Linked DNA regions of Homo sapiens: region 1 is linked to region 2. The links are chromatin loops, found by intact Hi-C in ENCODE. Cell type or tissue: Calu3. All regions are shown on one strand. Each heading gives the region's core, and the rest is flanking DNA. Links, peaks and the distances in the headings are about the cores only.

What was found. A loop is a pair of places that touch in the nucleus more often than their neighbours do. Peaks named below come from ENCODE experiments on the same cell type or tissue, not always from the same donor. Only the 100,000 strongest peaks of a DNase experiment are listed, where the experiment ranks them.
Region 1: a loop joins it to region 2, with 5 times the contacts of the local background. A loop is called at or near these places in 2 of 110 quality-filtered maps.

What each region holds. Positions count from the first base shown.
Region 1 is chr3:65,951,677-65,956,073 of GRCh38, reverse strand. The region is part of intron 1 of MAGI1 (membrane associated guanylate kinase, WW and PDZ domain containing 1); the gene reads left to right. MAGI1-IT1 (MAGI1 intronic transcript 1) reads left to right here and starts at 1,516. Exons shown (of 3, transcript NR_145422.1): 1 at 1,516-1,634. In Calu3, for the core only: no CTCF peak of the experiment used is centred there; DNase peaks (open chromatin) are centred at 1,593, 2,513 and 3,573.
Region 2 is chr3:66,193,602-66,197,998 of GRCh38, reverse strand. It overlaps LOC107986095 (a long non-coding RNA gene), which reads left to right and starts at 2,504. Exons shown (of 3, transcript XR_007095953.1): 1 at 2,504-2,760. It also overlaps a transcript of SLC25A26 not described here. In Calu3, for the core only: no CTCF peak of the experiment used is centred there; a DNase peak (open chromatin) is centred at 2,418.

The DNA.
Region 1 (4,397 bases), core at 329-4,328, 240 kb after region 2:
GTTTGTTTGATGTCCTGGTGTTTTGAAGGCTGGCATGTTTATGGCCGGGCAGAACCATAAACACTCCTTCGGCCCAGGGCTGCCCTGGATTTGTGTATATTTCATACATGGGCAGTGGAGAAGGAAATCATCTTCAGCTTGTGTTTTGACACAGAGAAGTTTTGCTTTTCGTTTATCTACTCTCTGCATCCTCCACCGAAAACAAACAGAACACTCTGGCATGGGTAAATATTGTGACTGGCGGCCTCAGTGGTGTTGTTTTTCCCTTTGCTACAATTGCTGAGAGACTGATGGTGGCATTGTAGAAGATCCATGGTTGTCATTCTGATACTTCAGCCAGAACCATAGCAGTTCTGGAAATGAAAAAGTGAAGTAAAGAAAAATAAGAATTACAAGACAATTTTTTTTTTCCAAGGGAAATTGTAAGGCATTTCAAGGATGGAAAGGCAAAAATGTTATATGGTTTTGCATTTCTTCTCCTAGCAGCGATATTCATCATGCCACCACTCCTGAGCCTTAGAATAGATAGACTCTTCAAAGACAGCTGAGCTTCATTTCAGGTGGGTTCCCTCCGAGCCTTCTCCTGCTTCATTTGCCCTGCTTAGTGAAACTCAGCTAGAATCAAGGTGCAACTGGTCTAGGAGGCTAGGAGAGGTGTAACCACTTACTATGTAGCCACTGAGAGTTTGGCCTGGTGGAATTTCATTTGCAATTAATTACGTTTATTTATTTATTTAGTTTTAAGAGGCAGTGTTGTCCAGGCTGGCCCTGAACTGCTGGGCTCAAGTGATCCTCCTGCTTTGGCCTCCCAAAGTTTTGGGATTACAGGCGTCAGCCACCACACCTGGCCAAGGTTATTTTTTATTAGCTTAAAAAGTTATTTACCTCTAACGTGTTTTCTTCGCTTCCCCCCTCCTCCCTGTCTCTGTGTTTCTCCCCATCTCTCATTCTCTCTTTCTGTCTCTGTCTCTCTCTTTCGGGAAGTTAAGTAAGGGAAGAAAGACCAGATGAGAGAGGTTAAAACTGCTGGGCTCTGATTTCACAAACAGGTAGTCTTTTGCTAACTGCATGATTTTGAGCAAATTCCTTCATTTTTCTAAGTCTCAATTCTTTCATCTCTCAGTGGAGGTAACAGTTGTACCTCTTTTGTTATGAGGGTTATGTTCAGAATGACAAATGTCAGAATTTGCACAAATAGCAACAGCTGCCCTTACCTGGCACTTCCTCAGTGCCAGGCACTGTTCTGAGTACCTGCTTGGTATATATCCCAGCAGCCCTGGGGGTTGGGGCCTGTGGTTTATAGGTGAAGAAACTGAGGCAGAGAGTGTTTAAGAAACTTGACTTAAGATTCCTCCAGCAACAAGTGGCAGAACTGAGATTGGAGTGCGAGGCTGTGTAGTCCAGAGTCGAGGTCCTCTGTCGCAGCACTGCCATTTCCCCGCCGTGCCGCCTGACAACACACCCCGCCCCTCCTCCTTCTCTCTGTAGATAACTATTTCAGTTTGGCATAACTTCCTTTGTAATTTGTAGCAACAAACCTGGGGTCAGACACTCCACTGCCTGTGCATCTTGCCTGTTTCCGGATCCGCCGTGTCACAGACATTTTCTATGTCAGTGCCTATGGCTCTACCCAGGTAAAAAATTAACCACCTTGGCAAGCGCTGCCCATGTCGCTCCTGCTTGCCGGGGCTGGCTTTCTTTCAGAGCAACCCCGTTCTAGCTGGCCTGCTGCCTAGGCCCTGGCTTTCTTTCCCACAAAATAGCTTCTGAAAAAAACTGTGGGAAACAAATGGCTTCAGAGGTTTTTAGAAACAGAAGTGCAAACTCTAACAAATTTCATCTGGCCCAAAAATGTTATTACCCAAAATCTTGAAAATATTTTCTTATAGGATTATTCCCCCAAGGTTGTTAATCTGAGAACGATCCAGGCCTAATAGGCCTGACTTTTTGCCCCCTGATGTTGGAGTCTTGAGTAGTTGAGTGCCGGAGTATGGGGGGTTGGGGTAAAAATATTCCTCTGGAGGAAATGAAGTCATTTTATTTAACATTATAGCTACCACTGGGACTCTATCATTTTAGAAAGGGAATGCCAGTTCACACAGCCAAATGAAGCTTTTAAATTAGTCCAAGAAACCTTTTAAAAGGTAGCACTAGGTTTTCAGTTCCACAAACATTTATTGAGTCTATCTGTCCTAAAGATTTTTGCCATAGTTAAATTTTACCTAACGAACATTGCCTTTCTAGATAAATGTTATTGTAACATTATCTGCTTCTCTCTTTCAGTGGTTGGCATTTTACTTTCGGTGCTACAGAGTGGCAGCAAGCTACACTGTTTCTGTGCTGAGGTTGTTGTCTGAGAGAGATTTATCTGGCCCTGTGAGCCCCGCACAGCAGGGAGACAAACCTTGATTTGTTCAGTGGAGGAAAGAATGTGGCCTTGTACACCTGCCTCCCTGGATACACCTGTAGGGCTGGTTTCCCTGCTGAAACCTCCCTGTGGAGCTCTTGACACTGGTGCAATTGGCTCAGCCCTGGCAACAGTGTCAACAGAAACTGGGCTCGGAGGGACCCAGGTTTCCGTGTCCTTCTCTTGCTGGTTAAATCCCAAGTATGTGTGTAATCGCTCTCAGGCTGGGGAGGTGAAGTTGAAACCTGGCTTATCACTGGGCCTAGATTCTCCTGTAGCATATTTTAGATAAGAGTGGAAAAAATGCCAGGCCCAGCATTAGCTGCCCTGAGACTGAGGAGCTTTGTTTTTCCTCATGAAGGCCTTTGGTTTCGTCTGGAAATCTGCCTGTGAATAGGCCAGAAGGTATAAAGGCAGCTGTCCTTACTTATCTAGTTTTAATTTTTCAGCAAGTGATTTGGAAGCAAGAATGAAGATTTGATCAGAACCTTTGCTCACTTGCAATGAGTAGAGTCTTGTTGCTTGTTTTCGTTTGGCATTGCCCTCCCTTTGAGAACACCATAGGCAGCTGCTCTCTGTTGGAATTCCAATTCTGTGACCTTGGGCAAATTACTTAACCTTTCCCTGAGCCTCAGTTGTCTCATCTGTAAAAGGGGGATAATAATAGTACTTGACTCATAGGTTGTATTAGGGATTGCAGAGTTAGTATTTGTAGTCCTTAGAACAGTATCTGCACATGGTAAGTGTTATGAAAGTGTTTGTCAAGACAAACAACAGGAAATACTTTGTACAGTTAATTATATGAAGTGCCAGTGATATTTATGTGGCTTTTTGTTGTTGTTTGTTTGTTTTTGAGATGAAGTCTCGCTCTGTCGCCGAGGCTGGAGTGCAGTGGCATGATCTTGGCTCACTGCAAGCTCCACCTCCTGGGTTCACGCCATTCTCCTGCCTCAGCCTCCCGAGTAGCTGGGACTACAGGCGCCCGCCACCACGCTTGGCTAATTTTTTGTATCTTTAGTAGAGATGGGGTTTTACTGTTTTAGCCAGGATGATCTTGATCTCCTGATCTCGTGATCCACCCGCCTCGGCCTCCCAAAGTGTTGGGATTACAGGCGCGAGCCACCGTGCCCGGCCTTATGTGGTCTTTCTGGTTGGTAAATATTCTAACACACACAAATTAATCATTAGATCAAAAGAATTGTGTTTTGGTACGTAGTTAAGGTGCTCTTTTCTTTTAAATATACACTCCTTGCTGTTCTTCCTGTTCCCTTTGCAGAGCAAAAGTATCGGAAAAAAACAAGTGCAAGCACTTCCTTCTAATATTGGTTTAGTTGTGGTCAAAAACAGGAATTATGAGTCATGAACACCAAATTGACAGGAATGAGCCAAGGCAAAATTACATCCTAAGGATGGGGGTCATCTTTGACAAACAGACACACAGATTCATCAGGCATTAAAACAGCATTCTTAACCTTGGAATCCACGGGTCCCCAAAAAGTCTGTCAGAGAAATAGGGGATCTGCAAATTTGGGTGGGCTAAGAGTTATCTATCTACACTTTCACTAACCCCTAACTGAATTTGAGCATTTCCTTGAATTATGAATGTAGGCAACAAACCACAGTGACAGAAGCAATACTTATGACTTTGTCGTCAGTAGGAATCTCAGATATTTTAATATCACATTGCAATCTCATTTACTCTTATCACTACAGTAGCTAATAGATTCACCATTATTTATTTATTGTTCTTCAGTGCCTTAAGAAAAAGCATGATTATTTAAGAATATTTTGCTCACTACAGTTCAGTATAATTAGGTTCCTTTGGACTCTTACATATTTTATTCATTTATAAACATTATTCTGAGGTAATAATAGTCATCACCAGACTGCCAAAGAACTCCATGCGTAAAAATGATTAAGGAGTTTTAAAGTTGAAGGCTTAAGCTGATTGGAATCTCTAGAGCTGTTCTGTCCAATAGAAATATAATGC
Region 2 (4,397 bases), core at 68-4,067:
CCCTTAACCTTATCCTTATGCTTATCCTGATGCTCTCTGACCCTGATCCTGTCTATGACCATCACTTGTCCTTGGCCCTTCCTCTGATCCTCATGCTGACTCTGAGCTGACTTTACCCTGAATCTAACCCTGATTTTCTCCCTGAATTTTATTGTCAGATTCACCATTTTTATAACTGTGAGCCTTACCCTTACACATATACTGACTCAGAATCTCCCTCTCATCTCACAATAACCCTGTCTTGCACCTGACTCTGACCTTGACCTTCAGCCTCACACTGACTTTACTTCTGACCATGAACCTGACACGCAAACTCACCCACCTCTGACCCCTAATTCCTACTCTTTCTCTAAACCAGACACTCAAGTTCACCCTGCATTTGACATTACCACTCATCCTATTCTCACATTGACCTTGACCCTTGCTTACTTAGCCTGACAATTATTTCAATCCTCATCCTTATCCTTAACCTAACCCTGACCCTGACCCCATCCCTGATCTTTTCTAATGTTGATACTGACCCTCACCTGATGTTGATCTGACCTTGAAGCTGAGCCTGAGACTTATCCTGATCCTTTCATTGTAACACTCCACTTGATGCTGATCCTTATATTGAAACTTACTCTGAATTTCACCATGACCCAACCTTGACACTCACCCTTACCCTGAACTTATCCGTCACTATGTCCCTGATGCCTATCCTCATACAGACTCTGACACTGACCTTCACCCTGAATCTGACCGATACTCATTGTGTAAGGTCAGGTACACAATGTATATATATATATCTGAGTTTAGGTTGGCAAACAGAAGTAATATTGAAAAAAATTCATATTGGGGCAAACCAGCTCAGCCTTCTTACACATTACTCTCAAATGAAACTTCTTATTGCTTTTTAGAGTAAACTGACATAAACATAAGGACAGCAAAACATACTACTTTCAAAGGCGCATTCTTACTAAAATAAAAAAATATACAAAAGACCACATATAAGCCATATTTTAACTGACCCTTATTTATTAAATTATCAGTGAATTAACAAAATATGCCTTGGATGATAATACATATATGCTTGTATTTGCCTTCTCAAAACTTTTAATTAATATAAGATAATGCTTATTAAAAAATGACCCAGATGGTTTTTAACTTTCTGTCCTCTAGGTGTCTCTTATGTCTACAGAAAAAGAAAGAAAAGGCTGATTAATTCAAGATAATAATTAATGTAGATGGTTGATTATATAGGGTATAAGAATTACAGAAAGAGTTTCTAATTGATTTCTTATTAGTTTTTTTAAAGTTATTGCAGTTAATTCACATAATAATTTAATTTGATATAGATTGTTTTATTTAATATACTGATAAATTCTATTTTAAGGCTATAGTTAAACACTTTATTATTTAATAATGTGTTGTATATCCACAAAATAGCTAATCTAGAATTAGCTCCACTTTCTAACAATACCAAATCTAGAGCAAAACCCTCACTTCCTTAGACCCTTCCCCAAGTCACCCAACAAAAGATTACATTCTATAACAGGTACTTTCTGACGCCTTTTTACTGAGACACCCTGTAGTTCCCAGTGGTGTGCATTCTCCCCCAATGCAAGCCATAATAAGCCCAATTTATTCATCTCAGGTATGTGCCTAGGGGGTCTTTGACACAAGGACACTGACAAGTTGAGTGCATAGATACGCACAGAAGCTGCGAAGTCAGCATGACCAGGGCTGGATCCCTTGTTTTTGCCTTTTCAAAATTTTAAAATACTGGAAGATAAATTCTTATGAACAAATAAGTTGGATGGTTTTAAACTTTCTGTCCCCTGGGTTTTCCTTATGTCTAGAGAAAAAAAACAGACTGATTACTTACTTAAAGATAGTAATTAATGTAGATATTGATTAAACTGAGTATAAAGATTGCAGAGATAAAAGTCTATGCAGAGGATAAATGTATTTTCAATAGTCAGAAACCTATTTTTATGTTTGTACACGTGTGTCTGCCTAAATTCATACAAATAAATGTATATCAATAGCTCCTACGCTTGATCTTAGCCAAAAGGCGGACAAGCAATATCAATAGTTCCTTTACTACAATTTGTTACATAAATAATTTGCCAAGTGAATAATTAGAATTTAGGTCTTCCATGTAAATTTACCAAATATTTTTATCCCCAGATCAATAGAGGTTTCTTTTGTCACCAAATTATTCTGTTAATTCTCAATGCTTTTTGCATATTCTTCAACCATTCTTTTGAGACTCCTTTGGATAGTGTTGACCTAATTTTATTTGTTCATATTTTAAAATGCCGGCACCTACTGTAATACACCCCTAAAATACGGACCACACAACCAGAAGATGGAGACGCCGAGCGCGTGCGCTCCTCGCTCGGCAGCACCACCCATCAGCCAGACGCTAGCCCGAGGGCCTGCCCGGCGCAAGCGCACTTGCTTGAAGGAACAGGTGGTGGGAATCTGGTTTTTAGCTGAGCCTCCAACCCTGCCTCCTGTGTCGTTCTTCCTACTGAGGAAAGAAGAGGATGCAGCAGATCTCCCCGTTAATCCCTAATCCTTGTCAGGCCGTTGCAGCAGGCACTCCCGGGGCTGCGGATGGCTCCCTACCGCGGGTTCCTGGAGAACAGCAATTTGGCAGCAGCTGCACCTGGAATAGTCTGTGCATGCTCAATAGTTGGGCAGGGGGCTTTTCCCCCAAAGATCAGCACAGGACAGGGTCAAAGGGATTACAGCGGGTGTTTCCTAGCAACGGTGAGTCCTGCCCACTGCAGATTCTGGGTAGGGGGTATGGGGCGGAGGCTACTCTCTGAAAACTTTGCCAAGAGTGGCAGTACAGCATAATTGCGAGCATGCGTTGGGGAGCAGTGGGAAGGTGACTTATGCCAAAAGAACTAAATTGCAGGATTCCGGGTGCATTAAACTTGAAATCCGTGACTGGGTCACTGGTAAAGGAGGTGGGATTGGGGTGGGCAGACAGCTCTGTTTCACCTCCCTCCCTTCCCCACCAAGGGGAGGAGTGGGTGAGTGGCTGGGTGGGGACCCCAGGTAGACCACAGGGTCCAACCACCCGTTCCTTTAAGCAAGTTTTGGGCCCGGCGCGGTGTCTCACGCCTGTAATCCCAGCACTTTGGGAGGCCGAGGAGGGCGGATCACCTGGGGTCGGGAGTCCGAGACCAGCCTGGCCAACACGAAGAAACCCCGTCTCTACTAAAAATACAAAATTAGCTGGGCGTGGTGGCGCATGCCTGTAATCCCAGCTATGCGGGAGGCTGACTCAGGAGAATCACTTGAACGGGCGCGGAGGTTGCGATGAGCCGAGATCGTGCCATTGCACTCCAGCCTGGGCGACAAGAGCGTAACTCCGTCTCAAAAAAAGAGTTTTCATCCTTGCAGAATAAGGACCCTAGAGAGGGTTGATTTTAGATATGAAAGCTAATAGTAATGCTTTCTGCCATGGGAGTTTAAGAGGTTTTGAGAGCTTTGCTAATTTTAGTTATAAAATTCCATTCGTTCTCTCTGTTCATCTTGAGGACTACAGATGATAAGGACAGTGAAGTTTCTGTGTAAAAGTACTTCAGTGCAGTTCTAGTAAAATGAGCACCTCTGTCATTGGAGAGATAAATGGGAATTCCCCAGGTGGGAAAACAAAACCAAGCCATCCCCTGAACCCTTTCAACCCCCAACCCAGCATGGAATAGCTTTCCAGCAAGGAAAAACTTCAGTCCACCCTGAGAATAAATACACAATGAGCAAAACATATTTATAATTCATTGTAAAAGGTATTTGTATGAAGTCCATTTGGAGGTATTTAAAGGGGCATAGAGGCTTTGATTCCTGTCCATGAGCCCACCTTGGCAGTTTATCAGGATGTGTCACTGGCAGATAAGACACATTTTCAAACACATCCTTGGCAGCTACATCTAAAATTAAGCCACCAGTGTTGGTCTAATATTGTTGTCAACTTATCGTTCCTTTATGGTTACATCATGAAGAATTTTCGTTAAGCTCCATTTTCAAGTGTTGAGGCACGCTCAGTTGACCATCCTGGTGATCATCTAATGATCATCCTAAATTGAATTAGAGACTTGTTTCTGACAGTTAGGAACAGCCTCTCTGAATTTCTCCAAGACTTTTCTTGTCCGTGTGATGATAGGACTGTTTATCTAGGTTAATATTGTTTGTTTAGCATAGGGGCCAGCCAAAGCATTACCATGAGTTTCTAGGTCTTGTCTTTTCAATGACTGTGTTTTTATGATAGCTGTTTTCTTAGGTAATAGCAAAGCATCTAAAAGTTCTTTAATTTGTCATTTAATTGGTGTAAGTTTTTTTTTTCAAGGTTAGAAACATCTCTGTTTCTAAACAATTCTGAATTTGTGGACTACCCCCAA